2 separate regions of the Mus musculus genome follow, and region 2 is linked to region 1. A link is a loop called in an ENCODE intact Hi-C map of the cell type or tissue named here. Cell type or tissue: heart. All regions are shown on one strand. Links, peaks and the distances in the headings refer to the core of each region. The heading gives the core; the rest is flanking DNA.

Evidence for each region. A loop is a pair of places that touch in the nucleus more often than their neighbours do. Peaks named below come from ENCODE experiments on the same cell type or tissue, not always from the same donor. Only the 100,000 strongest peaks of a DNase experiment are listed, where the experiment ranks them.
Region 2: a loop joins it to region 1, with 7 times the contacts of the local background. A loop is called at or near these places in 14 of 42 quality-filtered maps.

The regions. Positions count from the first base shown.
Region 1 is chr19:5,008,471-5,023,702 of GRCm38, reverse strand. It overlaps a transcript of Slc29a2 not described here. Among named protein-coding and RNA genes, the nearest start is that of Slc29a2, 7.9 kb to the left of the region's middle. In heart, for the core only: CTCF peaks have their summits at 6,704 (motif pointing right) and 8,416 (motif pointing left); DNase peaks (open chromatin) are centred at 6,643 and 7,342; H3K4me3 peaks cover 1,054 bases; H3K27ac peaks cover 1,696 bases.
Region 2 is chr19:5,063,556-5,078,787 of GRCm38, reverse strand. Cd248 (CD248 antigen, endosialin) reads right to left here and starts at 10,710. Exons shown (of 1, transcript NM_054042.2): 1 at 8,148-10,710. The coding sequence starts at 10,662. The coding sequence ends at 8,365. In heart, for the core only: a CTCF peak has its summit at 5,424 (motif pointing right); DNase peaks (open chromatin) are centred at 5,597, 6,137, 6,677, 9,887 and 2 weaker places; H3K4me3 peaks cover 4,944 bases; H3K27ac peaks cover 4,625 bases; H3K27me3 peaks cover 3,144 bases.

The DNA of each region.
Region 1 (15,232 bases), core at 3,125-11,124:
TCAATTGTCGCAGAAGGTCCCAGCGCGGTGCTCCGAGGGAGTTCCCCCAGAGGTCGAGGCACTTTTGCAAACGAAAATCCCCAACATATGTGGAAGACGGACAGATAGGCCCTCCTACGGTACCTGGGTCCAACAAGGAGGATTGAACAAAGGCTCTGGAGGGAATCGTGGCCCAGGTGACGTTCGGCCCCCTCCCCTGTAGTCGCCACTGCCACCCTCAGGAGTGCTTAAAAACCTAATTTTCACTAGGCGTGGTGGCGCACGCCTTTAATCCCAGCATTTGGGAGGCAGAGGCAGGCGGATTTCTGAGTCCGAGGCCAGTCTGGTCCACAGAGTGAGTTCCAGGATATATTCAGGACTATACAGAGAAACCCTGTCTCAAAAAAACGAAAAAAAAAAAAAAAAAAAGAAAAAGAAATATATTTATGTGGACTGGTGAGAGCGTTTGCTGCCAAGCCTGATGCCCCGAGGCCACGCCCAGGACCCATATGTTAGAAAAACTGAAGCGACTCCAGCAAATTGTTCCCTAACCTCCACACAAGCACAGTGGCACACGTGCTTCTAAGTAATAAATACAAATAAATATGAATATATAAAAGTATATATATACAAGGTTATATAAATGTGTGTCTTCTAAAGAATATAGTTTTTTAGAATGTTTTTCCTATGTATCAGCCAGACCATGCTGTTACTATCCCTGTTCTGTCCTGTTCCCGGAATCTAGCCACCAGGCTTGGCTCATCGAAGGTGGTTCCTTAGATCATGGTGGACTGCAGATGACTGTGTGGTACTGGGAACTGAACTCAGAGCCCTGTGCATGCGAGGCAAACACTCTTACCCCTGGGCTGCATCTAACCCTAGCTGGTGACGTTAGGGAAAAGACAGCAATGGATTACACTGGGAAAGACAGTTACTCTTTAAGTTTTCTTTCCAGACTTCCATTATGCCAAGAGGGACAGTCTTGAGTTCAGTTCTAACAGGTTTTCAAGGCCTCTTCATCCCCTCTGCCTTGAGCATCTCTCGACAGTTTTACCTACACACAGTTAGTCACTTGCATTTTTCGAATGCTTATTCTAATAACTATTACTGACCTGTTTCCTACTTGACAGTGATAGGAGAGTGAGTCAAAGTGGGACAGGGGGTGGGATGTTGCCCTGGCACCATCTTGAAGATGGAGATGAGGGTCTGGGGAGCAGTCTGTTGTCTTGGGCTGGGATGGAAGGGGATGAGGCGTTTCAGAGAAGGAACGGCCTGTACCAGGACCGGGGACAGGAGAGTGCTGGCACACTATGGGACATACTAATAGATCCCTTTGGCTGGGAGGAGTTGGATTTTACCTCAGATTCTCAGCTCAGCCTGACTGGGGATCTGTAATTAACCAATATTTTGCTTCTACTTTGTGGCGAAATGCTGTGCATAACAGAACCCAGGCAGGACAATTTTTGATGGCACAGTGACATCCTAAGGGAGGCAAGAAAGGAAAACACTTAGTAATAAAATAATAAGTATGTGATTGGTTAGTGCTCAGACACATGAAGCAGTCACAAGCTTAGCCCCTCTTTATAAAACCAGTTTTAAACACACGGCAGGGGCACCAAAAGCAGACTCTTAAAGGCCACTGGTGTGGGCTGGAGAGATGGCTCAGCAGTTAAGAGCACTGACTGCTCTCGCACAGGTCCTGAGTTCAATTCCCAGCAACCACATGGTGGCTCACACCATCTGTAATGGGCTCTGATGCACACTCTTCTGGTGTGTCTGAAGACAGCTACAGTGCACTCACATACATAAATACATAAATAATATTTTGCCGGACGTGGTGGCACACGCCTTTAATCCCAGCACTCAGGAGGCAGAGGCAGGCGGATTTCTGAGTTCAAGGCCAGCCTGGTCTACAAAGTGAGTTCCAGGACAGCCAGGGCTACACAGAGAAGCCCTGTCTCAAAAAAACAAACAAAAAAAAAAAAACAAAAAAAACAAAAAACAAAAAAAGCAAAATCCCAAAAAATCCTGTGTCCTGAGGATGTGCCATACTGGAATGGAGACCAAGGCTTGGCGAAACTCCAAATGAAACAATGCAGCTGTCTCTCTGCAGACAGTTGGCCAAGTTGCTGGAAAATGCTGTGCATATTTAAACCTTACAGATAATTCACTATGTCTGCATGTCAAGTGGACTTACAGCCCAGGTTCAGAAAATTATCAGGGTGGTTTAAAAAAAAATGTTGGTTTTATTTGTAGCACAGTTTGAGATTTACAGGACAGAGCTCTGTGTAGTAGCTGGACGGCAACTCAATCTCCCTCCTTCAAATCCTGCACTAATGTGGCACATCCAAGGCAGTGGGTGAACCGTATGACCCAGCTCCTGCAGCACCAGGCCTGCCTGCACGCAGCCATGCTCCCCACCGTGAGGATGGACTAAACCTCTAAACTGTAAGCCAGTCCCAATTAAATGCTTAAGAGCTGCCTTGGCTATGGTATCTCTTCTCAGCAATAGAGCACTGACTAAGACAGATCCCCTGGAGCTAGAGTTGTGAAAGAGTGTAAGGTGTCTGATGTGAGTGCTGGGAACCGAACTCTGCTCATTTCCCCAAAAGAAGTTGTTTGTTTGTTTGTTTGTTTTGTTCCTTTCCCGTGCCAGTTAGAGTGATGGCTCAGTGCTTAAGAGCACTTGCTGTATTTGATCCACTTGCAGAGGATTGGCAGACACCATGCAGGAAGAGTTGCAGCTGATAATTGAGCTCCCTGGAGCCTGCCTACCATCTTGCTCAGCATTGATGGGCGCACTCTAGTGAAGCACAGCCCCAGAGACTTGGTCCCAGGATTGCTTCTTGGGGCTGATGTGCTTTCTCAGCTTGTCTTTGCCATAGTCCTCATTTATGTGGCTTGGTGTGAGTGGACACCAGGAGACCCTCACTGCCTGTAGCCTGGTGTGATTACTTCCTGGGTGATGGCCCACTCTGTTGGGCAAACTTCCTGCAGATTAGCATGAAGATGAACTTTCATGAATTAATGCTGTTTAGGTGAAATGATGACTTGATAGAATTCCTGATTTGATTAAAATAATTTTAGGAAGAAAGTTTAAGGAGATGGCTTTAGTTGTTTTGTCAGAAAGATGTAATAAAGTTAGAATCAAGAATAGAATGTGGGGGGGGGGGACTGGAGAGATGGCTTAGCGGGTAAGAACACTGACTATTCTTTCAAAGGTCCCGAGTTCAAATCCCAGCAACCATATGGTGGCTCACTACCATTGGTAATGAGATCTGATGCCTTCTTCTGGTGTGTCTGAAGACAGTGTACTTATAATAACAAATGAATCTTTAAAAAAAAAATAGGATGTGGGGCTAGAGAGATGGCTTAGTGGTTGAGAGCACTGACAGCTCTTCCAGGGGTCTTGAGTTCAACTCTCAGCAACCACATGGTGGCTCACAGTTATTTATAATGGGATCTGATGCCCTCTTCTGGTGTCTCTGAAGAGAGTGACAGTGTACTCATATAAATAAAATAAATAAATCTTTAAAAAAAGAGAGAATAGAATGTGCCCTTCTCATAGAATAGTGAGTTAAGGCTGCATAATAAGGAATACAATGAACTTTCATAAATTGGACTAAGAAGAAAAAAAAGACTTGGAATAGATAGATTTGTGATCAAGGAAAAACATCCATGCTAGGTCAGGTCCAAGGATGAAGCCACAGGTGTGCACTATGATAAATTAAAACAAGGCCGTGTGAAACTGTTGCTTTGAACTTATAGAATGAAACACTGCTTTGAACTTACTATTGACATCTTTCTGTAACTCCCCCTTTATGTAACATTTTGTCTACTAGGTAATTCTTTCTTACATAAAGAACTTTTTGTCTAAAAAGCTATAAGAAGCTGAAAGCAATAATAAAGTTGGGTGTGTGCGACTTTCTTTCTCCCCCCCCTCCCTTCCTCCCTCCTTTCTTTCCTTCTTTCTTTCTTTCTTTCTTTCTTTCTTTCTTTCTTTCTTTCTTTCTTTCTTTTCCTTTTTCTCTGAAATTGCCAGAAGCCCTCAGCTCTAGCCCCCAGAACGTTGAGAGTTAAATGCCAGAGGTCATCAGCCTTTGGCCTTGGTCCCAAGTTGTGTCCCATCTCAGTACTTGACCCTGTCAGGGCTGCCCCCTAGCAAAGGACAGGGGTTCCTCCATTTCCCAGAATCCACAGCAGACAGCTCACAACCATCTATATAAATCCCAGTTCCAGGGGAACCAGTGCCTTCTTGCCTCCTTGTGTTTCACAGGTAAAACACTCAAACACATAAAATAAAAATAAATAATGATGAAAATAAAAATAAACCAACCCGTGCCTATGTAATTCCCTTCATTTCCTCAGAACTGATTTCTTCCTAGAAGTTAACTTGTTTTCTGAATTAATAATCTTTGCTTTTTTTTCTTTTTCTCATACGTATGTGTTTGTGGTGTGCATATGTTTATTCATGTTTGCCTGTATGTGGATATACATATATACATGCATATGCCTGTGTATGTAGAGGTTAAAATCGGGACTCTCAAAAACTCTCCTTATTCTTTGAGTCAGAGTCTCTCAATCAAACCCAGAACTCATCGATTTAGCTAGTCTCACTAGCCGGCTTGCTCCAGGGATCCCTTCTCTGACTTCTGAGTGCTTGAGTTACAGGTGAGCTACCATCTCCAACATGGCATGTATGTGGGTTCCGGGGATCCCAACAGCAAACACTTTAACCGCTGAGTCATCTGCTCAGCCCAAGCTTCCCTTTTCTATAGAACTTTGGGTTCACAACAAAATGGAAGTGCACAAAGAATCCTCACACACTTCTCATGCCCGCTGCCCCATGGCCGACTTCCTGTCAGTCAGTATTACCCAAAGTCCACAGCTTATATAGGGCTCACTCCTAGTGTTGTACATCTGGGTACATGCTGTTATGACACACCGGTGACACACTACATTTCCAGCTTCTAAAGGTGGAGTTTGAAAGACCTGTGCGGGCAAGTGGGAGGCCCCAGGGGCTGTGCTTGGAATGTTGGCTGTTTGTTACTTTGTTGCTTTTGTTTTTCTATTAGGGCAGCGGTTCTCAACCTTCCTACATCTGAGACTCCTGTAATATAGTTCCTCATGCTGTGGTGACCCCCAACTAGAAAATTATTTTTGTTGCTACTTTATAACTAATTTTACTACTGATATGAATTGTAATATACATTTCTGACATACAGGATATCTGACTCACAAAGGGGTGGCAAGCCACATGTTGGGAACTGCTGTTTTAGGAGCTTAAAAATAGCATCCACTGGGTGCTTCCTTGGTTCCAGTCAGTGTTCTGAGCTCTTTACCAGCATCTCCTCATCTAATCCCCAGGGACTCTGGCAAGAGGCGCTGCCTTGCCTATGAGGAAGCTGAAGCACAGAGAGATTAAGGTACGTGTTTCTGTTCTCTGAAAGTCGCAGAGTCAGGGCTCAAACCCAGCACACCTTATGGATCACCACACATTTCTACAGTGATGAGGGGGGAAAATGAGTAAAAATAGGCCCTCTGAGAGACCCCTGCATCGAGTCAAGAAATATGGGTTGTCTTTGTCACTTCCTGTTGCCATAACAAAATACCTGGTACCAGGTAATTTATAAGTAATCAAGGTTTATTTAGCTCACAGTTCTTGTTCTCGGGAGGGGAAAGAAGTCCAAGAGCTTGTTATTGGCATTGATGTGGGTATCTCCCTGTGTCGGAACTTGGTAGAGGCATCACTGGGCTAGGCAGTGTAAGGTGTGTCAGAGGAGGCTGCTCTCATGTCACAGTCACTTCCCAGAGAAGCCTCTAAGCCACTCATCTCTGAGCAGATGAATCTGTTTCTCAGGGTAGAGCCCTTGTGACTCAAACACTTCTCATAATTCCCACGCCTCAAATACCTCTGGGATTAAGTGTGTAATACATGGGTTTTATCCAGACCACACCGCTGTTTTTACCCTTTCCAGCTGTCCACTGCTCTTCCTGCTGAGAGTTTAGACCAAGAGGAAGAAGGCTCAGATTCTGTTTTATTTTCTCTGCAGGCACTGGTGGGGACCGGAGAGATGTCTCAGAGGCTAAGCCTCTCCTGTCCTTGTTGAGGACCTGAATTCAGTTGCCAGCAGCTCACAACCAGCTGGAACTCCAGCTCCGGGGGATCTGACACCCTCTTCTGCCCTTCTAGAACTACCATATTCATGTGCACACACTCATATACAAATCACTTAAAATACAAATAAACATTCTACTAAAGGCTGCTGAGACGGCTCACTAGGTAAAGGCCCTGGATGACCCAAGTTCAGTTCCTGGGAGCCACAGAGTAGAAGGAGGGAACCAACACCTGCAAGCTGTTCTCTGACCGCCACACTTTTTTTTTTTTTTTTTTTTTTTTTTTGGTTTTTCGAGACAGGGTTTCTCTGTGTAGCCCTGGCTGTCCTGGAACTCACTTTGTAGACCAGGCTGGCCTCGAACTCAGAAATCTGCCTGCCTCTGCCTTCCCGAGTGCTGGGATTAAAGGCATGCGCCACCACGCCCGGCCTAATTTCTTTTTCTACATTCTTTGATTTGTGTGTGTTGTGTGCGCGTGCGAGTGCAGGGCCTTGGGGAGGCACAGCAGCATGTTGAGGTTAGAACACATCCAAACTGGAAACCCCTTGGTTTCTCAATGCCTGCTGTCTATAGAAAGGTCAGGTCTGTGTTGCCTGTGGTCGCCACAGGGGGGCAGCCTAACAGCTTGCAGACAGCAAAGAAGCCTTGGTTTTCAACCGCATTCTGGCAAGCACGTGAACTCTCAAGTTTTAAGAGGGGATACATGTGTTAGAAAAGAGAACCTTGCAGAAAGTAAGGTAATAGGTTTTCTCTGACGAGAAATAAGCCAATTCGAGCCGAATTTCAAAAGTATAAAAAGCCAGGTTTTTTAGGAGCGAGCTCCCGGGTGAGCTCACAAGCCTCAGAGGACGAGACTAGAAAAAGAACACTAGGATCCCCTAATGCCCTGCGAGCACTGTGCAAGGGAGACTACTACATAAACTTCCCAACGGTTCAAACAGCAACCAGGAAGCAACTGGCCTAGGGCGGTGTGAACCTGAACCAGCCTGCTATGTGGGAAACTGCTGCCAAGAAACTGTCACAATTCCAGTCAGTTCCTTTGCCTTAGGCTTTGGTGAACGTATCCGAACTGGATCTCTGGGAATCTCACGGTATAGAAGGGCTATATCTGTAAGAGACAGACTTTCCATTAAGGATAGCTAGCTAGCTCATCAAAGGCCAGTGTTCTTAAAACCTCCCCAGTCTGTGTGCCCAGCCCCGGATGCCAGGCATTCCTGAGCCTTGTTGTTGCTGCTGTTTAACCAGTTATAAATAAGTTCCTGAGGCCCAGCCCCCACCCGTGCAGTGAGACACAGTCATTCCCCTACCTTGGGGTGAAACTGTATGAACCTCCAGTCCAGTTCCCCCGCTCACCCTGTTTGGGGGTCTCGCACCCTTTGGCAAAGGTAAACTGTATACCGCCTTGTTCTTTCCCTGTGGTGGAGTGTCCCTGTGCCACACTGGGAATGTGCCTTCCCAACACGCCTATTAAAATAGCATCAACAATGGGAGCAAGCCTGTCAACCTTGGATTTTGCATCCTCGACTGCTGTCTAGTTCTCTCTCTTCTCGTTTATGGTTTGTATGTTCTAAATGGTTGACATAGTTTATCTCCTTGTTGGCAGGAGATTCACTCAGATGGTCTTGCTGCTCTGGGGTTCACTCCTTCAATCTGAGTCCCCATGATCACCCTCCCATTCCTGAAAGTCATAAGAGTAGAGACCCTAAACCCTTCTATTCCCATATTTCTTTTAAAAAAAAGATTTATTTTTTTATTTTATGTATATGACTACATTGTTGCTAATCTTCAGACACACCAGAAGAGGACTTCGGATTCCATTACTGATGGTTGTGAACCACCATGTGAGTGCTGGGAATTGAACTCAGGACTCCTGGAAAAGCAGTCAGTACTTTTAACTACTGAGTCGTCTCTCCAGCTGTTCCCATATTTCAACCCTGCCCCATCTCATGTTTTTCCAGACAGTGTCTCTCAGTTACAGCCCTGGCTGTCCTGGAAATTGATTTGTAGACCAGGCTGACCTTGAACTCACAGAGATCTGCCTCCCTTAACCCCCTGCTGGGATTGAAGGCATGAACTACCACACCTGGCCTTAGCACATCTCTTAAATGATTTGGGGTGTCAACTTTTGAGGGGAGGATGACACAGAGATTAGCAGGTTTGAAGATGACCTCGCTCTAATATTCTGTTGTGGATTTTGCTATATCTAGACAAAAGAAACCAGGACAGATTTATAATCATGCCTTTCTTGTGGGGACTGTGGATGTGGGTTCTTCCTTCAGCAGCGTCTCCTCAGCGCCCTCTATTGGAAAGACATGGGATAGAATTTCCAGCAGCTTTTAATTGTTTCTTTTTGAATCAGAGTCTTTCCCTACCAAGGCTGCTGGCTCCACTCTTTTTTTAAAGATTTATTTATTTACTATACGTAAGTACACTGCAGCTGTCCCCAGACACTCCAGAAGAGGGTGCCAGATCCTGTTACGGATGTTTGTGAGCCACCATGTGGCCCCCGAAATTGAACTCAGAACCTTCAGAAGAGCAGTCAGTGCTCTCAGCCACCGAGCCATCTCTCCCGCCCCCTGCTGGCTCCACTCTTAAAGATCATTTGATTTCAGTTCCCAGGCGCTGGAATTACAGAATTCCTGGACTCAACAACCAATTTCATGAATAACAAAGGAGAAAGGCAATCGGCAGGTCCTGAGGCAAAAATGGGAAAAGGCAGTCAGCAGATGTGGGCGTCTTACCACACACAAGATGTCCTCTGGTCTTAACATTTTAACTGCAAAGATGGTGGAGAAATAAAGTTGTTTTCCTTTTTTTCCTCCCAAGATAGGGTCTCATGTCATAGCCCAGGCTAGCCTGAACTCTGTGTGGTTAAAGATGAACTTGAACTCCTGATTTTCTTGCCTCTACCTTCCAAGTGGTGGAGTTACAGGTGTGTGCCACCATACCTGCCTCTCAGGCTGCAGTTTCAGGGCCTGGAGAGAGGGCTTGGTGCTTTAGAGCAGTTTCTGCTCTTGCAGAGGATTGGTGTCCAGATCTCAGCACGCACATGGCAGCTCATAACCGACTCCGTGGGAGTCGACGCTTTATTTTTAGCTTCCTTGGGCAGCAGGCACATACATGGTGCACACGTGAACACACACAGGCAAACACTCAAAACACTCATATACATAAAACAAAAACAAAAATATAGATTAAAAATAATTAGATTTTAAGTGCAAGTTGCTATGGTTGGGTAGGAGTTCCTTAAAGCCCTGTGTGTTAAAGGCATGGTCACAGCCTGGGTCACCTTATTGGGAGGTAACTGAGCCTTTAAGACATGGGATTAGAAAAAAGAAGTTATACCAGGTTACTGGCGAGATGGCTCAGCAGTTAAGAGCACTGGCTTCTCTTCCAAAGAAACTGGGTTCCATTCCCAGCACCCACATGGCAGCTCACAGCTGCCTGTAACTGCAGGGATCTGACACCCTCATACAAACATAAATAAAAATAAATAAATCATTAGGAAAATAAAAAAATAGGGCTGGAGAGATGGCTCAGTGGTTAAGAGCATTGACTGCTCTTCTGAAGGTCCTGAGTTCAAATCCCAGCAACCACATGGCGGCTCACAACCATCCATAATGAGATCTGATGTCCTCTTCTGGTGCATCTGAAGACAGCTACAGTGTACTTAGATATAATAATAAATAAATCTTAAAAAAAGAAAAAATATATAAAAAATAAGAGAAGTTATGTCACTGAGGGTGTGCCCTTTAAGGGGGTACTAGGACTCTAACTCCTTACTCTGTTTCTCAGTTTGTCTCCCTGCTACCAAGAGATGAAGAGGACCCCGCCCCTTCACCATAGCACACTGAGCCATCCCAGGTCTAAAGCTAGAGTCAATCGAAAGCAGACTAAAATCTCAGAAAATGTGAGCTAAAATAACCTTCCGTCCTTGAACGTTGCTGCTGTGACCTGGATGTTAAATGAAGGCTTACTCCCCAAAGCACCAGTGTTCAGTGGGCGGCTCCTGAGGCTCCGACTTCAGGACTGGACTGGCAGGGTGTGGATTCCTAGCACAGTGAGCTACTAGGAAATGGGAGGAATCAGAAGGCAGATAGAGTTGGAGCAGGTTAGTCACCAGGACTGTGCCCTTGAAGCCTGTTTCCTTGCTGGCCCCTTCTTTCTCTCCTGCTTCCTGTCGACGGTGAGCTAAATAACTTCACTTCTCTCTCCCTGCAATCATGACCGGCTCACCACAGGACCAGAAACAAGAGCCAACTGTGAGCCAAAAATAAATTATTCCTAATTACAGCGGATTCCTCAGGCACTTTGTCACAGCAACGGAAAGCTGACTAACGGCGAGATTGATATCTTAGGCCCTCTGTCATACTGATGCAAAGCTGACTAACACACTGGGGCTGTTCTTTTAAAGCAAATCTATTAGGCATTTGATGGCTTAAAATGGATGAGATGAAACGGCTGTGTTTCACCTCCAGAGAAAAGATGCAGGGCACCAGTTAGGGCTAGAACACACTGGGTGACAGAATGCACCTAATAGAGGGTGGGGTCAAAACCTGTGCCAGGCAGAGCACAGACCACACAGTGCTTTCCAGATGGTGCCAGGGTTGGTGATTCAGTGCAGGTGCCAGTATCTTTGTTCTGGAGCTCCCGGCCCATAGGTCCATCGATGTATCTCCTATTACTCTTGCAGGGTGGAGCTCCAAAGACCACAACCAAAATCTGAATTGAGTCTGTACTAAGCTGGCTGGTGACTGCCTGGAGAGAAACACTTCCCATAGTGCAGCCTCAAGTGCATTTTACAGAGAGCGTTTAAAGCCAAAGAACACAGGCTGGCAGCTGCAGGGAGAAGTGGGGCAAGCCAGCAGTTTAATACAAATCAAACACCATGCCGTTAGCTGGGCATTTTTGACTCTGAGTTTCTAGAGCAAGGGTGGTTGCTTTCCCACAAGATTGTTCACAGTGGAGATGGGAAAAGGGACCGGTCAGTTTCGTGTTAAATTAAAGATAGCTCCAGCTAAGACAAGATGGAGGAACCTTTGCTCTGTCACAATTCTGTGCTCAATCCACTGAGGAAGGTGAGGGAGAAGGTGGGCTGGCCATGATGGTTAGCAGCTCTAGTTAGGGCTGAACAATAAGCTAACCTCTTACCTGCCCTCCAGTAAGCACAAACACAACGAGGAAGCCCCGGTTCTGTGGGCCTCTCTTCTCTTTTCTCTCTTTCCTCCTTTCCTTCTGGTTGAAATTGGGTCTCATTCTGTGTATTAGGCTGGCCTCGGACTCTCCACAAACCTCCTGACTCAGCTTCCTAAATGCTAGGATGACAGGCATGCGCATCACGCTTGGTTTAGAATGGATCTTATCAGTAGGTTTATTTAATCTAAACTATGAAACTGTTGAATTCAGAGCAAGGTGTGGTGGCACGTGCCTCTGGTCTCTGCCCTCGGGAGGTAGAGGAAGGCAGATGAGAAACTTACGGCCATCCTTGGCTACTGTGTTGGCTGATCTTGGACAGCAACTTGACTACAGCTAGAATCAACTAAAACTGCTGGGCAAAGCCGGGCAGAAGGGCGCACGCCTTTAATCCCAGCACTTGGGAGGCAGAGGCAGGCGGATTTCTGAGTTCGAGGCCAGCCTGGTCTACAAAGTGAGTTCCAGGACAGCTAGGGAAACCCTGTCTCGAGATAGGGAGGACCCCCCCCCCCCACACACACACACCAAACCTTGGCCACTCCCAGAAGGTGTGGCCCATATATGATGGCATGGAAGAAGAAAGCCTTTGATTTTTGCCCACTTGCCTCACCCAGTTCATCTATCCTCTTGCTCAGGTATTCCCTTGCTTGTATCAGAACCAATGTCTTTAGGGTTCCAACACAGACTGTCGATCAGCTGCTTTCCAGGAATCTTCAGGGATTGTAGCACCAGACTGGGAGTGTGTGTGTGTGTGTGTGTGTGTGTGTGGTAATGTGGGTGTGTTTGTATGAAAATGCATGTGTTTAATCATGCATATACACATGACTTCAGAGAACTCTGACTAACACACCTACATAGCAAGTTTGAGGCCACTCTGGGCTAGAGATTCTATCAAAATAACATACAAAAATCTCAAACATGTATTATAATCAAAACAGTAGGATGTGCCCCAGTAATTATGATCAAATTAGCAGAACTGATTGCAAGTCTATCTCCATTTAGACATGTTTGGAAACCTAAAAATTCTACATATAATAAAATACCTTTTTTGGCATTGTTTTTTTCACCAGAAGGTGAAGTCTTCTGGAAAGTGTTTTCTAAGAGCACAAAGAAGCTGGGTTCCAGAGAGAGCCAAGGTTGTACCTCGTGCTGCAGCTGCACTTGGTAATGTGTAAGGTGTTACTGGCTTTGAAGACATGAAGGAGTCATGAAGAGCAGCTGAGGCTTGGCACTGTGAGAGGCCAGGGAAGGCTATTGATGAAAGTGCAGCCTCAGTTGTAGTTGGTGGCCCAGGACTGAAGGGGTCATGCAAAGGAGTTGAGGCTTGGCACCATAAAGAGAGCCTATGAGAGGCTATTGATGAAACCTAGTTGCAGCAGAAGACCCCATCGTATTGGAGATGCCAGTACCACAGGATGATCACCAAGAATGGCAGCAGCAGTGAAGTGGATCAACCTGAGCTTAGAGTGCTACAGAGGGCAGAGCTGGAGAAGCGAGGCCAGCCCTTTGGAGGAGCCCGGAAGATCATGTGTGGATCCCAGACACTGAAACAAGAAACTGTTGAAAGAAAGATGAAATTTCAAGACCTGTAAGTCATATAAAGTACCCAGAAATTACTGGTTGTTTGTGAGCTAGAGGCTGCCTGGGGCTGAAAACAAAGAAAAACAAACCCAGGTATGCCCCGTAGTTAAAACATTCCTGGGAACAGCTTGACCATAAAAAAATAAATGTAAAAATTTATGTTTTGATGGGGACAGACAGACAAACCACACAATAGACAGAATATGTAAGATGCTAAGTTCATGGAAAAAGAAAAAAAAAAAAGAGTAAGATTGTAGAAGTGCAATTTTTTTTTTTTTTAAGAAAAAGCAGACTTGTTTATTTCAGGAAATGGACAAACCTTTACACCTTCCTCCCAGCATTTCATTGGCTCTCAAGTAGTATTATATGGGGCTCTCTCTTTTTTTTCGTTGGCTTCCTCCATTGCCTTATCCTGCATCAGGGGTCTCTGTCCATGCTGGTAAGTGCTTGATTGCCTCAGGGAGGAAGGTTGAGGCAGGGTCTGCTTGGCTACGTTCCACCCTTTTGTTTTAATTTTTGAAAGCCCAGTATGTGGAGAGCCGCAATAACATTTACCATCTTAAGATGGCGCTGGCTCCGCAGTGCCTTATGCCACCTAAACAAAGAACAAGCTATATGCGCATGTGCTAAAAGCAAAAACCCACCAAAAGTCACCAGCCCATTTCCAGGGCACCGGTCCATCCCCCAGGGCACTAGCCCAACCCCTGGGGCGTTTAGCCTATCCCTAGGGTGCATGAGAATCGTGGGTGTTGCTACCAGTCCTAGTCACCAAAAAGTATTTAAGACACACACTTTCTGAGCCTTCTTTGTCTACCTCAATATGTTATGAAGTAAAGTTAACCATGGAAGAATCTGGCGTCCTGTGTCTGTTTCTGCTGGCGGGAACAGGCTCAGGATACCAGTGGGAATCAGAGTTCCTTGCTCTGGCCCCATCTCAGGTGGCCTCCAGTAGAGTTAGCCATGCCTGTCTTATGTTTACCTGCCAAGCAGGTTCTTACCCTTCATTGACTACCAGCCGGGAAAGGTCAGCCATATGCGTTATCTGATGAATACTAAGATAGGATTTTTTGGTAAAGCATTTCTCACATTCACTACATTTGTAAGGTTTCTCTCCTGTATGAATTCTCTGATGAAAAATAAGATAGGATTCTTGGGTATAGGATTGGTCACATTCACTACATTTGTATGGTTTCTCTCCTGTATGAATTCTCTGATGAATACTAAGATAGGATTTTTTGGTAAAGCATTTGCCACATTCACTACATTTGTAAGGTTTCTCTCCTGTATGCATTATCTGATGACTTGTCAGACTAACTTTGTCAGTAAAGCAATTGTCACTTTCACTGCATTTGTAAGGTTTCTCTCCTGTATGAATTCCTTGATGAACACTAAGATGGGATTGATGGGTAAAGCATTTGTCACTTTCACTATATTTGTAACTTTTCACACCACTATTGTTTAGTTTCACCATGAGTTTATGTTTAGAGACAAAAACTTTATCAAAATCTGTACTTTGTGTGTGTTCTTTCTTCTCCAGGTGGATTCCTTGCTTGGGACTAATAATAGAACACACATTTAGACAGTTTGCACAGTCTTTGTATTTGCAAGCTTCTTTAGTGTTCCCAAGTTTATGTCTTTTTCGGTTTGAAACTTGATGAGAGGTATCACTGAGGTTAGCTTTATGAGGTATACTTTCGGTGGATTCAAAAATCACATTGCTAAGTTTGTTACATTTAGAAGAGTTCTCTTGAATATTCATTTGCTTATGGACAATGCACTTGGTGTCTTGATCCAAGAACTTCCTATGCTTTCCACATATGCAATGATTTTCAGAATTTTCCTCATTCAGGGGTCTTTGGACATCTCAGAGAATTTACATAAACACATAGTAGGAAAACTTCATGAATTTTTTGTTGTTTACCAAGACATTAGCAGCAAATTAAAGATTTGCTATCATCACTGTTTTCAAATATTTTGTGTGCAGTTTGGATTGTATACTGGCTTTTCAAGTTCTCTATTGTTGGGGCCGGCCAGTGGCTCACATGTCTGGGTTCGAGCCTGGAAGGCATCTTGGAACTGGAAGGTGACAGGACCAGCTGCTGAATGTCCTAGGAGGCCAGCACAACAACTGCTGCTTAAGAAAGTTTTCAGGTTCTGCAAATACTAGGCACTAGTCTCCCTCCAGGACTTCCTGACCACGAGGCAGCCGAGGTCCAAGGATGTAGATGTGCAAATTTTGAGGGACACTTTATGTTTTGCCCAATTTCTTTCTTTCTTTCTTTCTTTCTTTCTTTCTTTCTTTCTTTCTTTCTTTCTTTCTTTCTTTCTTTCTTTCTTTCTTCCTTCCTTCCTTCCTTCCTTC
Region 2 (15,232 bases), core at 2,291-10,290, 56 kb before region 1:
ATGGTTTTGAGTCACCATGTGGTTGCTGGGATTTGAACTCAGGACCTTCAGAAGAGCAGTCAGTGTTCTTAACTGCTGAGCCCTCTCTCCAGCCCAGAATCCCTGTCTTGAAGAAACAAAACCAAACTAAAACCAAAACAAGAAGAAACTATGATCCTTGCCATCTCTTCTTGCAGTTGTGGGTCAAGAATTCAGTCAAAGCACAATGAAGACACCCTATTCCCTGCCTCCCACATAGAGGGCCTCCTCTGGAGGTCTCAGGAGTCAAGCTGGGTTGTTCTGAGGGTCTGTCATAGGCGTCACGGGACTGACTAGAGATGTTGGCTAGAGCAGCCACTGGTGGACTCCTGGCGCCTGGGTCTCCTTATGCCCACCAGCTGGCTGCAGGGACAAGGAGAACAGCAAGGGAACCGCACTGTCACACAGAGGCACAGCAGAAGGTTGTCATACAGACATCAGGCTTAAGTGGGGAGAACACAGACCCCACTTCTCCACCAGGTGTGGGGGAGCACAGCCCTGGGATCCCAGAACTAGGACGTGAAAGCAGAAGAATCAGGAGTTCAAGGTCATGTTAGACTGCACAGTGAGTTCCAGTCCAGACTCTGGTACCTGAGACTCTCTCTCTCTCTTTTTAAGGTATTTAACCTCAGGCCCACCCTAAGAAGTCACATTCATTTGGTTTTACTCATCCACTTTCTTTTTTTTTAAGATTTATTTATTTGGGGCTGGTGAGATGGCTCAGTGGGTAAGAGCACCCGACTGCTCTTCCGAAGGTATGGAGTTCAAATCCCAGCAACCACATGGTGGCTCACAACCATCTGTAACAAGATCTGATGCCCTCTTCTGGAGTGTCTGAAGACAGCTACAGTGTACTTACATATAATAAATAAATCTTTAAAAAAAGAAAAAAAACGCCGGGCGGTGGTGGCGCACGCCTTTAATCCCAGCACTCGGGAGGCAGAGGCAGGCGAATTTCTGAGTTCGAGGCCAGCCTGGTCTACAGAGTGAGTTCCAGGACAGCCAGGACTACACAGAGAAACCCTGTCTCAAAAAACCAAAAAAAAAAAAAAAAAAAAAAAAAAAAAGATTTATTTATTTATTATATGTAAGTACACTGCAGCTGTCCTCAGATACTCCAGAAGAGAGCATCAGATTTCGTTACGGATGGTTGTGAGCCACCACAACAGGGATTTGAACTCAGGACCTTCAGAAGAGCAGTCGGCGCTCTTAACCACTGAGCCATCTCGCCAGACCCTTTTTCAAAACACACACACACACACAAAAAAAAACCACAACAGGAGATGGGAGAAACAATCATGGTCTTCCTTACAAATGAGATGATGGCTGAGCCCGGCCGCTACGTACTGACCTCCACAGCTTGATCTGCCTTTTATGATCTTGGCTGGAGAACAGGGTGGTGGCAGTATGTCAGATGTAGGTCTTCTCAGGACAGGGTGACCTGCTACACATTTATTGGGGGCTTTCATACTCATAAATGTAGGTGGCAGGGATGATGGCAGGGATGATGTTTTTGGATTTTTAAAAAAAGATTTATTTATTTACTATTATATGTAAGTACACGTCTCCAGACACTCCAGAAGAGGGAGTCAGATCTCACTACGGATGGTTGTGAGCCACCATGTGGTTGCTGGAATTTGAACTCAGGACCTTCGGAAGAGCAGTCAGTGCTCTTACCTGCTGAGCCATCTCTCCAGCCCCTGGACTTTTTTTTTTTTAAGACAGGGTTTTGTGTGTGTGTGTCCCCTGGCTGTCCTAGAACTAGTTCTGTAAACCAGGCTGATCTTGAGATCCACCTGCTTCTGCTGGGATTAAAGGCCCGTACCACCACCTCCCAGGGTAAGTACAGTCCTAATGTACTTACCCTCATCACTCAGGCTGTGGTATTCGGTGATAACAACAGAAAAGTTAGTTCTGTCTATTTCCCCAGAATGGTAGGAGTGTCAGGGCTCTCTGTGGATGCCCTGGCAGTTGTCTGGGATTCTCTCAGCAGCACCATATGATGAACAGATGGACCTTCATTCTCAGCCGGGACCTGTGACTGGAGATGCAGATGCAGATGCCAGTCTTGGGCAATCCAGGGATAACAGCCAAACACTTGATCCTCAACACTGACAAACAAGTTGTCTCAGTCAATGCACACAACTCAAGGACTTCCCATCAGGCCTCATCACCTTAGTGCTGCCACATTGTAAATCAAAACTCAGCATGAGAGAGGGACAAGCCACTGACTGTGGTACCACCTCAGAATGGCTTTCCATACATCCCCACCTGAATAAATGACACCAAGCAGGGGAATGAGGCAGAACTCAGGTCAGGAGAGGTAGCCCAGTGGTTAAGAGCACTGACTGCTCTTCCAGAGGTCCTGGGTTCAATTCCCAGCAACCACACGGTGGCTCACAACCATCTGTAATGGGATCTGTTGCCCTCTTGTGGTGTCTCAGAAGAAAGCCACAGTGTACTCACATACATAAAATAAATAAATCTTAAAAAAACAAAAACAAAAAAGCAGGGCGGTGGTGGTGCACGCCTTTAATCCCAGCACTCAGGAGGCAGAGGCAGGTGGATTTCTGAGTTCCAGGCCAGCCTGGTCTACAGAGTGAGTTCCAGGACAGCCAGGGCTACACAGAGAAACCCTGTCTCGAAAAACAAACAAAAAAACAAAAACAAAAAATAAAAAACAAAAAAACTTTTGCCTGGTGGAGGTGGCACATGCCTTTAGTCCCAGCACTCGGGAGGCAGAGGCAAGTGGATCTGTGTGATTTCGAAAAACAAAACAAAAACAGAACAAAGCAACAATAAGAACAAAATCTCAGTGGGGCATGGTGGCGCACGCCTTTCATCCAGCACTCGGGAGGCAGAGGCAGGTGGATTTCTGAGTTTGAGGCCAGCCTGGTCTACAAAGTGAGTTCCAGGACAGCCAGGGCTACACAGAGAAACCCTGTCTCGAAAAACAAACAAAACAAAGAACAAGATCTTTTAAAAATAAAAACACAAGCCTCAGACATCTTACAGCTTCTCCATCTCCTTGCCTTTCGGTCCATCTCTGGGTCCTCTCAAATCTGCGTGCCCACTCTTCTCTGTTCTTCTCCTTCACGGCCCAGTTCCCCCACTACCTAAATTCAGGCCAGATCTTTCTCTGTCTGCTGTGCTGGCTGATTTTATATCAACCTAACATTAAGCTAGAGTCATTTTGGAAGAGGAAATCACACCTGAGAAAATGCCTCCATCAGATGTCTGGAGTGCATTTTCTTGCTTAATGACTGACGTGGGAGGGCCCAGCCCATTCTGAGTGGTACCACCCTTGGTTGATGGTCCTGGGTGCTATAACAAAGCAAGCAGAGAAAACCATGAGAAGTGAACCTGTAAGCAGTGCTTCTCCATGGCCTCTGCTCCAGTTCCCACCTCCAGGTTCCTGCCCTGCTTGAGTTCCTGCCTGACTTCCCTTATTGATATAGAACAGTGTGATCAGGGAGTTGTAAGCTCAAATAAACCCTTTCCTCTCCAACCTGTTTTGGTGAAGGTGTTTTATTACAGAAACAAAAACCCTAACTAAGACAGACACCCACCAGTGCCCAGAGTGGTCTTGCTTTAGGGTATAACTTTAACTTTTTCAAACCTCATTTTTAATGATGGTTCTTAAATGCTTTAACTTCCCCTTTAGCCCACCACCCACCAGAGGTAGTGGGAAAGAAAGGGTATGGTGGGGAGTGGACCTGTTTAGAAAGGTTCTTTGGAGGGACTCCAGTCTATGTTGTCTGGAAATCAGCAATTGAGTTCACAGGCTAGAAGACAGTGGCAGCTAGATCCACTTGAAACACTTCACAGATACACCAGTTTGGTAGAGTCGGGTTAGCAACAGCGGTGACACGACCTAGCAGAGATAGCCAGGCGTGAGCCTCGGTGTAAGTCAGTAGGGGAAGCAGGAGGAGTACTCAGCTGTGCCTCTCTCAGCAGAGTGACGATCACTGAAGACATGAGACCCACAAGCGTTGCACAACTAGCTCTATAAGCAAGCTTAGTCCAGCCTCCACCACTGTCCATCAAGTCCTATTTATCATCAAGTGTCCTCCATGTGTCTTGCCTCACCATGTTTGTCTGTCTCAGCTGACATCACTCTGCCAATCAGTCCGAGTCCAAAGAACCAGCAAGAGCCTGCAGCACAGCACCAGAAGGTTTTTTGGCATGTTTCTCTCTATGGAGGCTCAACAAGTGAAGCTCAACCAAGCAATGTAAGGCGGGCCAATGCATGCCTGTTGTTAGTGAAGACTCCTTCATCACGTGTCCTCTCACGCGCTTGCTTTAACAGAACATCCTTTCACCTGTGTCTGCTTCAGATAACCGTTCCTTCACGAGTCTGCCTTAGGCTCTCACCTGTGTCCACTTCAGGAGACCGCTCCTTCACAAGTTTGCCCCAGCCAACACCTTCCAGCACAACGACTTTCCAAAACCCTTAAGTCTGCACTTCAGTACGGATTCTTCCTGCTGTCTCTGGCCACTTTTTCTGATGCATGACAGGGTTTCAAGAAATACCGAAGAGCTGAGTGGTCAGATGCCTGAGCGGTAGATGGGGGACACAGTAACTACTAGAGAAGGTCCTTCCCAATGTTTCAGACAAGCAGGCAAGCTCTGAACAATTAGCTGTGTCTTGGACTAGGACTGGGCAGAAAATTCACTGTTATTTTCAATTTGCATCAAATGCTACCATCACCTGTAGTATTGAGAGCACCAAAATTGGCTTGCAGTTTTGGGCCTGAAGCTGTCCCAGGGGGGCCTGTGGGAATGGCGAGTGCTTGAACTTCACCACTAACTGAAGTAGGTTGGGCAAGGGTGACCCGTAGAAGCCTTCGAGGTTCCAACTCCTCTCTGTTGGCCCCAAAGATAACTGAAACTGTTTTATGGAACCCTGTGGACTTCTGCCCTCTAAAACACTCTCACAAAGAAGTGGGTGGAAAGTATTTTTAGTTTTTGTTTAGGCTGAAAGAAGTCTGTCCTGAGAGTCTGGCTGACGTCAACACCTTCCTAAAAACTACCACCTTCAGCTTCCGAACAGAGCTTCAGAGCCAAAGCCACGCCTTAAGTGAGAGTAAATACCATACTTTAGAGCACTGGATGGAGCGACTGGAGCCCGGCTTCAATGATTCTGGGCTTTGGAGGAGAAAGTGTGCTCTCACTTCTGCTAACAGGATCATGGGAATGAACAATTTGAGTTCTACCAGCCAATTTAAAGATTTTCCAGGGTCACTTGATAGGGTGACTTGATGACTGAAGTGAAGCACCCTTGGTAACAGAATCCCAAACATGAGGAAGAATATTTGTCTTGTGAGGCAGGGGAATCAGCAGATATTTAGTAGCACAAACAAATCAAATAATTATTGAACAATTAGTATGCATTTTATAACCTTCCGGTGACTGTAAGTCTGTGGTTGCCAACGCCAGATGGCGCTAAATGGCCAATCATTGACACTGTCCGGCTCTTTAACCGTATGACTGAGAAGGAAAAGGGGCTCCAGGACTGGGATGGGGGGGGGGCGGGGGGCTTTCTGTTTAGAGGTAAGAGGGTTAGAGCGTATGCGCGTGCGCGTGGTGGTTGTGTGCGCGCAAACCGAGTGTATTTCACATCCAGGGAGGCAGGAGGCGGAGCATGAGTGGGAAGGGTTACTGGTTTCTTTTCCTAAGTGGGAGGTACTTCTGAGTGGTCTAGAGAGCAGGCTTTTGGTGGTTTTGGTTGTGTGTGTGTGTTTGTTTGTTTGTTTTGTTTTATTCTGTTTTGAGACAGGGCTTCTTCTCTGTGTAGTCCTAGCCGTCCAGGAACTCACTCTGTAGACTAGGCTGGCCTCGAACTCAGAGATCCATCTGACTCTGGCTCCTGAATGCTGGGATGAAAGGCATGCACCACCACTGTCCAGTAACAGAGGACTGTGTGTGTTGTATTGGTGATAGTGCGCCTGTGGAGGTCACATGACAACTTGCCGGGATCTATTCTTCCCTTCCACTAGATGCGTCCCAGAGATGGATCTCAGGCCGTCAAGCTTGGCAGTGGGCGTCTTTACCTATCTAGCGGCCTAAAAAGGGCTTCCTTGGGTGGATCCGATTTAAAGGTATTATTAAGAGGCGTGGCTTCATAGGGCTAGACAGAGGAGGGTTTAAGCAATGAACATTACCTGGGGGTAGTTCTTCTGCCGGCCTGAGCTCAGTGAAGGGGCGGAGTCTGAAGAATAGTTCCAAGGCAATTCCGTTCCCTGGAGGCGGAGTTTACTTGGGTCTTTTAGGAACAGCGTTTTTGGTCTCGGTGGGATATCCCAGACTCGGAAGGGACTAAGCACGAGAATGCGCAAAGTCTGGACAGAGTTCATACCTCGGTGAAGACAAGATTTATAAACTCCTCTTGTCTCGATTTCTGCTTAGATGTGGAGACGCAGCTTGTTGCTTATGGGCGGGGTCCTGGGGGAGGTGATAAGGCAGAGGGGCTAGCAATAGCTCTAAGGGCATCTTTGAGCTGGCGAGGGGTGAGGCTATGGCTTTGGCCGGCGGGGCCTCCGGGGAGTTTTCTCTCCCCCACCCCGCCCCCGCCTCCAAGGGGCGTGGCTCATTATTGGAAGGGCGGGGCTGATAATCGAGGCAACCTCCGCCGCGCGGAGGTGAGGCTCAGCTTGAGAGTTAATGGGAGGAGCCTGAGACTCAGCTTTCGGTAGAGGCGGAGCCTGAGTCTGGGTGCAGGCGGGGGCTCTGCCCTGGGAGGCCGTTTGTTTAGGCCCGCACGCAGCTCCGCATCTGGTGCTCATTACTAGATGACAAAGAGCCGGCTCTGGGCCCCCTTCCCCACACCCATCCTCCCGCGGACTGCAGCGCATTTAACTCTTTCTCTCCCTCAGGGTGCTGACTACTCTCTGCCAGAGGTCATGGGAAGGAGCTTCAGGCCTCCGTCCCAGCAGACGGTGTCATTCCAAAAGTGGTGCCTCAGGCCCACGCTTTCTGGAAAACCAGGGGACCTCCCTCCATTCCATCCATCAATCCCCCGCCCCCTCGACTGCCTCTCCGAGGTTAAAGCTGGGAAGGATCTGGCAGGGGCGTCTGGTTTGAGTTAGGGGAACGTGAGAGTGGCTACCCGGGCGGTGCGTTCCCTCTGCCCCCCCTCTGTGAACCCCCACTCCTAGTTGGTCCCCAGCGCCCGCACTCCCTCTCCTAGTCTCCTGGGATACAATCCTTGGGCGAGAATGTGGCATAGGGGCTTCAAGAAGAGAAAGGGCGCTGGGCCACCCTCCTCACCTGCCTGGGGGCGGGGGGTGTGGGGTGTGCGGCTTTGCCCAGTCCTAATTAGAAGCCCCACGAGGGCTAAGCTGAAAAATTATAGAGGTGGTGGAACCGGCGTCTCCCTCTTCCAGGTCCCGTCCCTTCCCCCCAAGACAGTCAGCGAGGATAAGGGGGGGAGGTTATCTCACACTCGTGATCTCTGACCAGGACCCCAAACCTGAATAGCCTCGTGCTGCTAGGGTCTGCCGGGATTTTTTTCTAGCGGTGCCACTTTCACCCCAACAGGGTAAAGAGTAGAATGTGTTCCCTAGTGGGAAGGCCTTGTTTCTAAGTGGACCCAGGAAGCTAGAACTGGGCTTTCCTCAACCTATTCTTACCTCTTCCCCCTATTATCTTCTATGAAGGCGATAGACCTACAACCCTAGGGTGGCTGCATCCTTGGCGATTCCCTGCCTAGACCTCTGGGCAACCTATGACCATGAGAAAGAACGTTCAGAAGAAAGTTCAGAAGAGCAGACCGCTGGAGACTCCTCTCTCCCCTAATCTCCAGCCCCATCCTACCTGAGATTCCCAAACTCCAGCTGGACTCCAGTTCATCAGAGACCCTCACCTCAAGACCTTCCCCCAGATTTTTGTTGCATTTTAATAAAGTGGGGGACAAGTATGGACTTTCTCCCTTATCAAACCTCCAGGCCACTCAGCCTGCTGTGTAACAGAGGGTAAGTAAGGCCCTGCCCTCTCCTGTCTCATTTCACTGAAAATTACGAAGCATATCTTTTCTGAAAGGGGTCTTATCTCACCTAGATAAATGGAAGGTCCCTTTCCCCCTGAGGCCTCCCAGACCCTTCCCTCAGGCATCAGTGGGGATGATGAACTTTGGGTGAGGTTGGCACCCCATTTATTGGAGAAGATCCCAGCACCCACCCCTTGAGGTCCTGGAGTCCTGGTGTGTCCTTTGCCATGGATGCTGGGCTCAAAGAACAGAACCTCCTCTGTCAGCTGGGCAGCCCCCATAAGTCCTTGGTGTGGTCTCAGCCATGTGTCCAAAGCAAGTCCTTTTCTTCTATCCCACAAAGGGGCATCTGCACCCCATCACACACTGGTTCTACAGGTCTGTACCCCTGTAAGGCTGCCTCTGGGGGGCATGGGTTCTGTTGAGCTCTTGTTCCCAGCATGTGTGACCCAGCGATAGCAGTCCGTGATCCGCTTGTTGGGTGCGTGGGAGCCACAGCGAGTGCAGTACACAATGCCCAGGGCAAGCAGCACCACCAAGAAGACACATGTTGGCACCAGGAGTGCCACCAGCAGCCAGCGGTCATCCCTTTGGCTTTGGCCTGCAAGACCTGACTCTGCCAGGGCTGTTGGAGCTGCTGTGGAGGGCACCGAGGGCAGCTGTGGCACTGATTTGGGACTGGGAACTCCTTCCCTTGGGACTAGAGGGGCTCTGGAATAGGAATGTGTAGGGCTGATAGATGAGGTCTGGTTAGTGGGCCTCTGAGGGGGGAGGGGAGAAGAAGGGAAGGCTGGGGGCTGGTTGGCAGCAGGCACAGGAGTTTCATGGACAGAAGACCTGGAGTTGGTAGGAAGAGGGGGCTGGAGAGCTGAGACAGAAAGCTGGGGGGCCTGGGTTCTGATACCTGGAGCATCTGGGAGCAAAGGGTGTTGATGGGCTTTAGAAGTGGTATCCCCAGGATCAAGGTGAGGGGGGACTGGAGGCAAATAAGTGATAGTGTGGGTATCTGGAGACATAGGGGCCTGGTGGGGAGGGAAGACTTGGGGATAGTTGGTTGAGATAATGGGGGGCTGGTACGGAGGAGACCGTGCTGGGTGAGTGGCCGAGGTTATCCCAGGCTTGTGGCCAAAAGGCAGGTCTGGATAATTGGCCTTGATTTTGGGGATCTGGTGCTCAGAGAACACAGCTGGAGGTGTGGCAGGGGCCATGGCAGGTGGGTGGACAGGGCTCAGGGGTGGGCGTGTAGCTGAAATAACAGAGGTCTTGTGGGCAGAAGGTAGTGTGGGTCGAGTGGCAGAGATCACCATGGGCCGTGTGGCAGACACCACTGAGGAGTGGTAGGGGCCCCTGGGGGCACTAAGTGGGGGTGGCCAGGTAGGCTCCAGGTGCAATCTCTGAGGCTCTCCATCCTGTGGGAAGTTGGGCCTATAGGGCAGGCCAAAGTCAGGTGGATGTGTAGGTGCCAGCCATAGGATCCCCTGTTCCTCTGTCCAGGTGCCATCAAAGTCCTCCCAGGGCTCCTCTTCATCCTCCCCTTCTTCTCCATCATCCAGCAACTCATCTCTGAGATCCTGGGAAGCCTGGGCACCCATGGCTCCTGCAGGGCTACAGCTGATACCATCTGCCTCAAGCTCGTGACCCTCGCTGCAGTAACACTCAAAGCCACCAACATAGTTGACACACATCTGCTGGCACACACCAGCAATCTGGCACTCATCCGTGTCCACGCAGCGGTGTGGATCATCCTCAGCTGGCCGGAAGCCAAGGCGACAGTGGCAGCTATAGCCTTGTGGCCCTCCAGGTTCACACTGCTGCTCACAGGGGGCCTGGGCACAGGGGTCTTCACAACTGTGCCCATCTGCTGCTAGACGGAAGCCTTCACTGCAGCGGCAGGACACAGCACCGTCCACCTCTTCCACACACTCATGTTCGCAACCCCCATTGTCAGGACCACAGCCAGTCCCTGGGCACAGCGGGCCAGTCTGGGACCAGCCCACGCCACCTGAAGGCTGTTTCACGCACAGCAGAGAAGCTCCCCTGCCAGCTTGGCACTGCACAGCTGCCACGGAGCCAAAGGGCAGCCATTCGAACTCGCTGGAAACCAGGTTGAAGGGTGTGGTGTAGACAGCGGGACCGGCCTGACCCACCTCAAGCGGCAAGGCAGGGCAGGCACCCTCAAAACCAAACTGGCAGAGGTAGCCATCGACAGCCAGTGTGCACGAGCCTTCGAGCCAGCGATGCTCTCCGCTGGCCTCAAGGGCTGCACAGCGCTGGGCTGGGCAGGGTCCTTCCGTAGCCGGCTGGGCCCAGTTGGTGAAGGCGGTGTCCTGGTCTCCCGTGGTCCATATGAAGCCCCGCAGTGGGCGCTGCGGCTGGCATTGCCTAGCCTGCCGCTGCAACCCAATCCATAGCAGCCCGTTGGCCGGCCCGACCCCCACCAGGCTGTCCACACGCTGGGCCTCCTCTGGGGTCCGCGGTGTGGCCAGGTTGCCCCCCAATTCGCGGCACGCCCGCCAAGCTTCCAGGAATGTGCGGCGCCGGGGAAAGAGCGCGTAGCAGCTGCTGGGGCCGCACGCGGCTCGAGGCTCCGGCGTCCAGGGGACCTGGCCCAGTGCGGGCACCGCGGCCACCCAGGCCAGCAGCAGGCGCAGCAGCATCGCGACGCCCCCCGACTGGCCCGGCTCGGGCCTGCCGCTGCTCTTGACAGGGGGAGGGATCAAGGCCTCTGGCGGGAGGGCCGGGGGCGGGCCCGGCGGACTCACGCCTTGTAAGGAGTGGGCTGGGGCCGCTGCCAGCTCCCCTGCTAGCTCCCCGGGGGCTGCTGGAGCAGGAAGCAGTGGGGTGGGGGGGGTTCTGGGGTGAGAGGCGAAGGGCAGAGGAGGGGGGAGGTACAACTAACGGGCTACCTCAGGCGTTACAGAGCTGAGAGTCAGGGAAAAGGGAACCTGTCTGTCTGAGAAGCATCCCCAGTCAACCCTCTGAAACTTCAGCGTTGTTTGCAGCTAAGGCAGCTGGGGTGAAGCTGTCTTCCAGAGAGACTCCCGAAAGCCGGGATCTGGATTCACCAGTATCAGTATACTGGCTGCATTCTGAGCTCAACGACTTGATCGGGCCAGCCCTTTCTCATCACACATATGTGAACGACTCCTTCCAAGCCTGGCAAGAGCATCTTCTCTGACACCCTATCTAAGGCCGCCAAACCCCAGCCTCACACACGCAGCTCTCCTGACATGCTGTGTATGCCCTTAGGTGGATAAGCTAGGATGATGTGGCCTGCTAAACGGTCTCAACGATGAGGCCCCACCCATTCCTGCCTGGGCCCTGCGTGAGAATCAACTTGATAACCTCCTTGAGAACCACCTCAACCAGACACGTATTTGATGAGCCCTTCGCTCAGCCTACCTCACTCCCAAGTTTTTTTGGCTCCAGCAGGACCAGCATTAGGGGTTAGGGAGGGGGGAGGAGGCCAAGGCCTGCTCTCTCCTTACCCTGGCTCAGTCAGGGGCCCTGGGAACCTGGGCTTAGAGCGGGAGGAGGCTGCCCCCTAACAGGAAATGCCTCTCCAGGCTTCTGCTGCAGGAAGGCAGGGTGCATGACTCTGGGCTCTGTGGAGACTGAGCTCTGCTCAGGGTGAGCACGGCTGCTATGAGGGGACCTGTGCAAGACCATGTATGGGCATGGGGACACAACAGGATAGTAAGTGTGACACAGGCATCACATTGTCCTCCTTACTCCCAGGGTCCTCTTCCAGCCCTTCCTGGAGGCCTCTGGAGGTTTGCACACTGGGCCAGGCACCCAGGGTGGCCCTGGGATTCTGTGTGAAGGATTAACCCCTGCATTCTCTTTTTACCTTTATTTATTTATTTATTTATTTTTAAGAGATGGAGTTTGCTCTGTTGCCAAGGCTATTCCAAACTCCTGGATTCTAAGTAGCAGGTACTACAGTCACCCAACACCAGGTAATCCTTTTATACCCTTGGGGTTTTTTGTTTGTTTGTTTGTTTGTTTTGGTTTTCTGAGACAGGGTTTCTCTGTGTAGCCCTGGCTGTCCTGGAACTCACTCTGTAGACCAGGCTGGCCTTGAATTCAGAAATCTGCCTGCCTCTGCCTCCCGAGTGTGCCATCGTGCCCGGCTACTCTTGGTTTTTATTTCGACTTTTAAAAACATTTTTGCTTTCTGTTTATGAGTGTTTTTCCTGCATGTATGCGTGTGTACCGTGTGTGTGCCTGTTACCTTCAGAAGTCAGAAGAGGGCATCAAATTCCCTGGAACTGGAGTTACGGGTATTTTTAAACTACCGTGTGGGTGCTGGGAACCAAACTTGGGTCCTCTGCAAGAGCAAGAAGTACTCTTCGCTGCTTAGGCATCACTCCAGCCCGTTTTTTATTTATTTATTTTTCCGAGACAGGGTTTCTCTGTATAGCCTTGGCTGTCCTGGAACTCACTCTGTAGACCAGGATGGCTTCGAACTCAGAAATCCGCCTGCTTCTGCCTCCCGAGTGCTGGGATTAAAGGCATGCACCACTACGCCCTGTCCGTTTTTGATTTTTTGAGGCAAAGTCTTACATGTTGCCCAGGCTAAGCTGGAGCTCACTGTGTGGTCCAGGATGACCTTAAAGTCCTGGTCTTCCCATCACCTCTGAGTCTGGCATTAACACACGATCCTTTATATTCTCCGCAGATTCTGAGCCAGCTGGGGATGTGGCTTCGTGGTAGGGTGATGTCTGGTCCTGGGTTGAATTCCCAGCACTAAAAATCTCATGACCCATGGATGAGAAAGTGAAAGAGAAGGTTTGTTCTTTGGAACACTGTCCTGGCCTGGATACTCTGCTACTAACCTGTGTGAGTTCGAGGCTCTCTGAGTCCTCGTTCATGTCCCACCCCCATACACCCCACCCCTTTTTAAAGACACTATGTAGTTTACACTATGTAGTTCTGGCTGGTCTGGAGCTCACAGAGATCCAAATGCCTCTGCTTCCCAAGTGCTAGGATACACACTCACGCATGCACGCACACACGAGCACGCACACGCTTCTTTCTCCTCTTCATTATTTCAATCCTTTCCACTTCCCTTCCCTCCCTTTCTCTTCTCTTTTCCTGCCTCCTCTTCCCTTTTGTGTAGGTCTCTGTGCAGCAGTACTGAGATTATAGGTGTAGGTGACCTTGCCAGGTTTCCATTGTCCCCCTCCACAACATGGGGATACATGTGTGCGGACTCTTCAGCCCGCTATTGTGTTATAGCCCTCCCTGTTTGCATATATGTTTTGTACAGGACCAAGGTTTGGTAGTCTCCTGAGCAAATCTGGATGCCAGTGGGGACCCGGGTGCTTTCACTAACTTCCTCACAGTGCCCAGGTCGGCACTGCAGACACAGCCAGGCTGTGAGAACTGCTGTTTATACAGCACTTGCCTTTGAGCATAAGTCTTATGCTCAAAGCATGCAGGGCGACGCCCCTTCTCAGGAGAGCAGAGGCCATCATCCCTCAGCTGGAGCAGAGCCAAAGCTTGAGCTCATCCTTCTCTCTCTCCCACACCCCTGGTCCAGTATCTCAGCAAATCCTGTTGGCATCGTTTTCAAAACTAGATCAAGAGTGTGACCACTTCACAGCACCACCTTTGCCTTTCTGTCCACCGCGGTCACACTCCATCTCCTAGTTAGGACCCTGCCCCCCACTCCTCTTCCTCCTTTTCTCCCTTATGGGGAGAACCGTTAAAAAACAAGAGGGCTGGAGAGCTGTCTCAGTGGTCAAGAGTACTTGCTGCTCTTGCAAAGAGCCAGGGCTAGGCTCCTGTTACCCACACGGAGGCTCATAACCATCTGGAACTCCAGTTCCAGGGACTCTGATGTCCTCTTCTGACCCCTTCCATACACTGGGCACACATGTAGTGCATACAGTATATGCAGGCAAAAACGCTGATAAAATAAAATAATCTTGCCCACGTACACACAAAGAAAAAGCAGACCTGGCCAGATCTAGCCACCTCTGTTCACGACCCTCTCTGGCCATGTCTCACTCAGAGGCAAGCAAAGTCCTGCTATGTGATCTGTCTCTAACGCTCAGCCAGCCCTCCCCTCCCTTTCTCCCTTGGTCCTTCTGTTTGTTCTAGCAGTGTCTGTGTCAAGCCTTAGGCCCACCAGACACTGAGCTTTCATCCCATGTTCTCTCCTTCCTGCAACATCCAAATGCCCTCCCCCTTTGCCTTTCACTTTCTTGGGTCTCAGTTGAAGCAGAATAGTCCCTGAGCCCCCACACATGACTCTCCTCTCTCTGAGGTCCCCCTACCTCCCACCTCTCACCAGTTCCCTCTGCCATGGTATATGCTTTGTTGTTGACTTGAACCCCCTTATGACCTGACTCCTACCCAGAATCCCTCAATCCTAGCTGGCATTATTGCCATTCAGTGACATATAGTTATGAGTGGTTTGATCTGTGCCCTGGCTTTGACCCATATGTGAATAGCATCCTTCTAGTTAGGACAACAAAAACATATCTCCAGTTATTGCCAGGTATCCTGTGCCCAGTGGAGAACTCCCATCTTGGGAGACTGCTCCAGCAGACTCACAGTGAGCCCTGCTGTGCCTTGGAGCCTCTGGGCCTAGAGCCTTTGCTTAGTAAGAACTGTAAGTAAGAGCCGGGCAGTGGTGGCACACGTCTTTAAATCCCAGCACTTGGGAGGCAAAGGCAGGCAGATTGCTGAGTTCGAGGACAGCCTGGTCTACAGAGTGAGTTCCAGGACAGCCAGGGCTACACAGAGAAACCCTGTCTCGAAAAAAAAAAAAAAAAAAAAAAAAAACCAAACCAAAAGAACTGAAACAAAAGAACTGTAAGTAAGAATTAGTAAGAAGTGCCTGAAATCCCAGCACTTCAGAGTTGGAGACAGAGGAATAGAAAGTTAGAGTGACCCTTAGATGCATAGTGACTTTCAGGCCAGGCTGGGATGTAAAAAGATAAATGAGACTCTATTAAAACAAAACAAAACAAAACAAAACAAAACAAAACAAAACAAAAACAATAAAACAAAACACAATGGGCTGGAGAGATGGCTCAGTTGTTAAGAGCACTGACTGCTCTTCCAGAGGTCCTGAGATCAATTCCCAGCAACCACATGGTGGCTCACAACCATCTGTAATGGGATCTGATGCCCTCTTCTGGTGTGTCTGAAGACAGCAACAGTGTACTCACATACATAAAATACATAAATCTTTAAAAACAAAACAAAAAACAA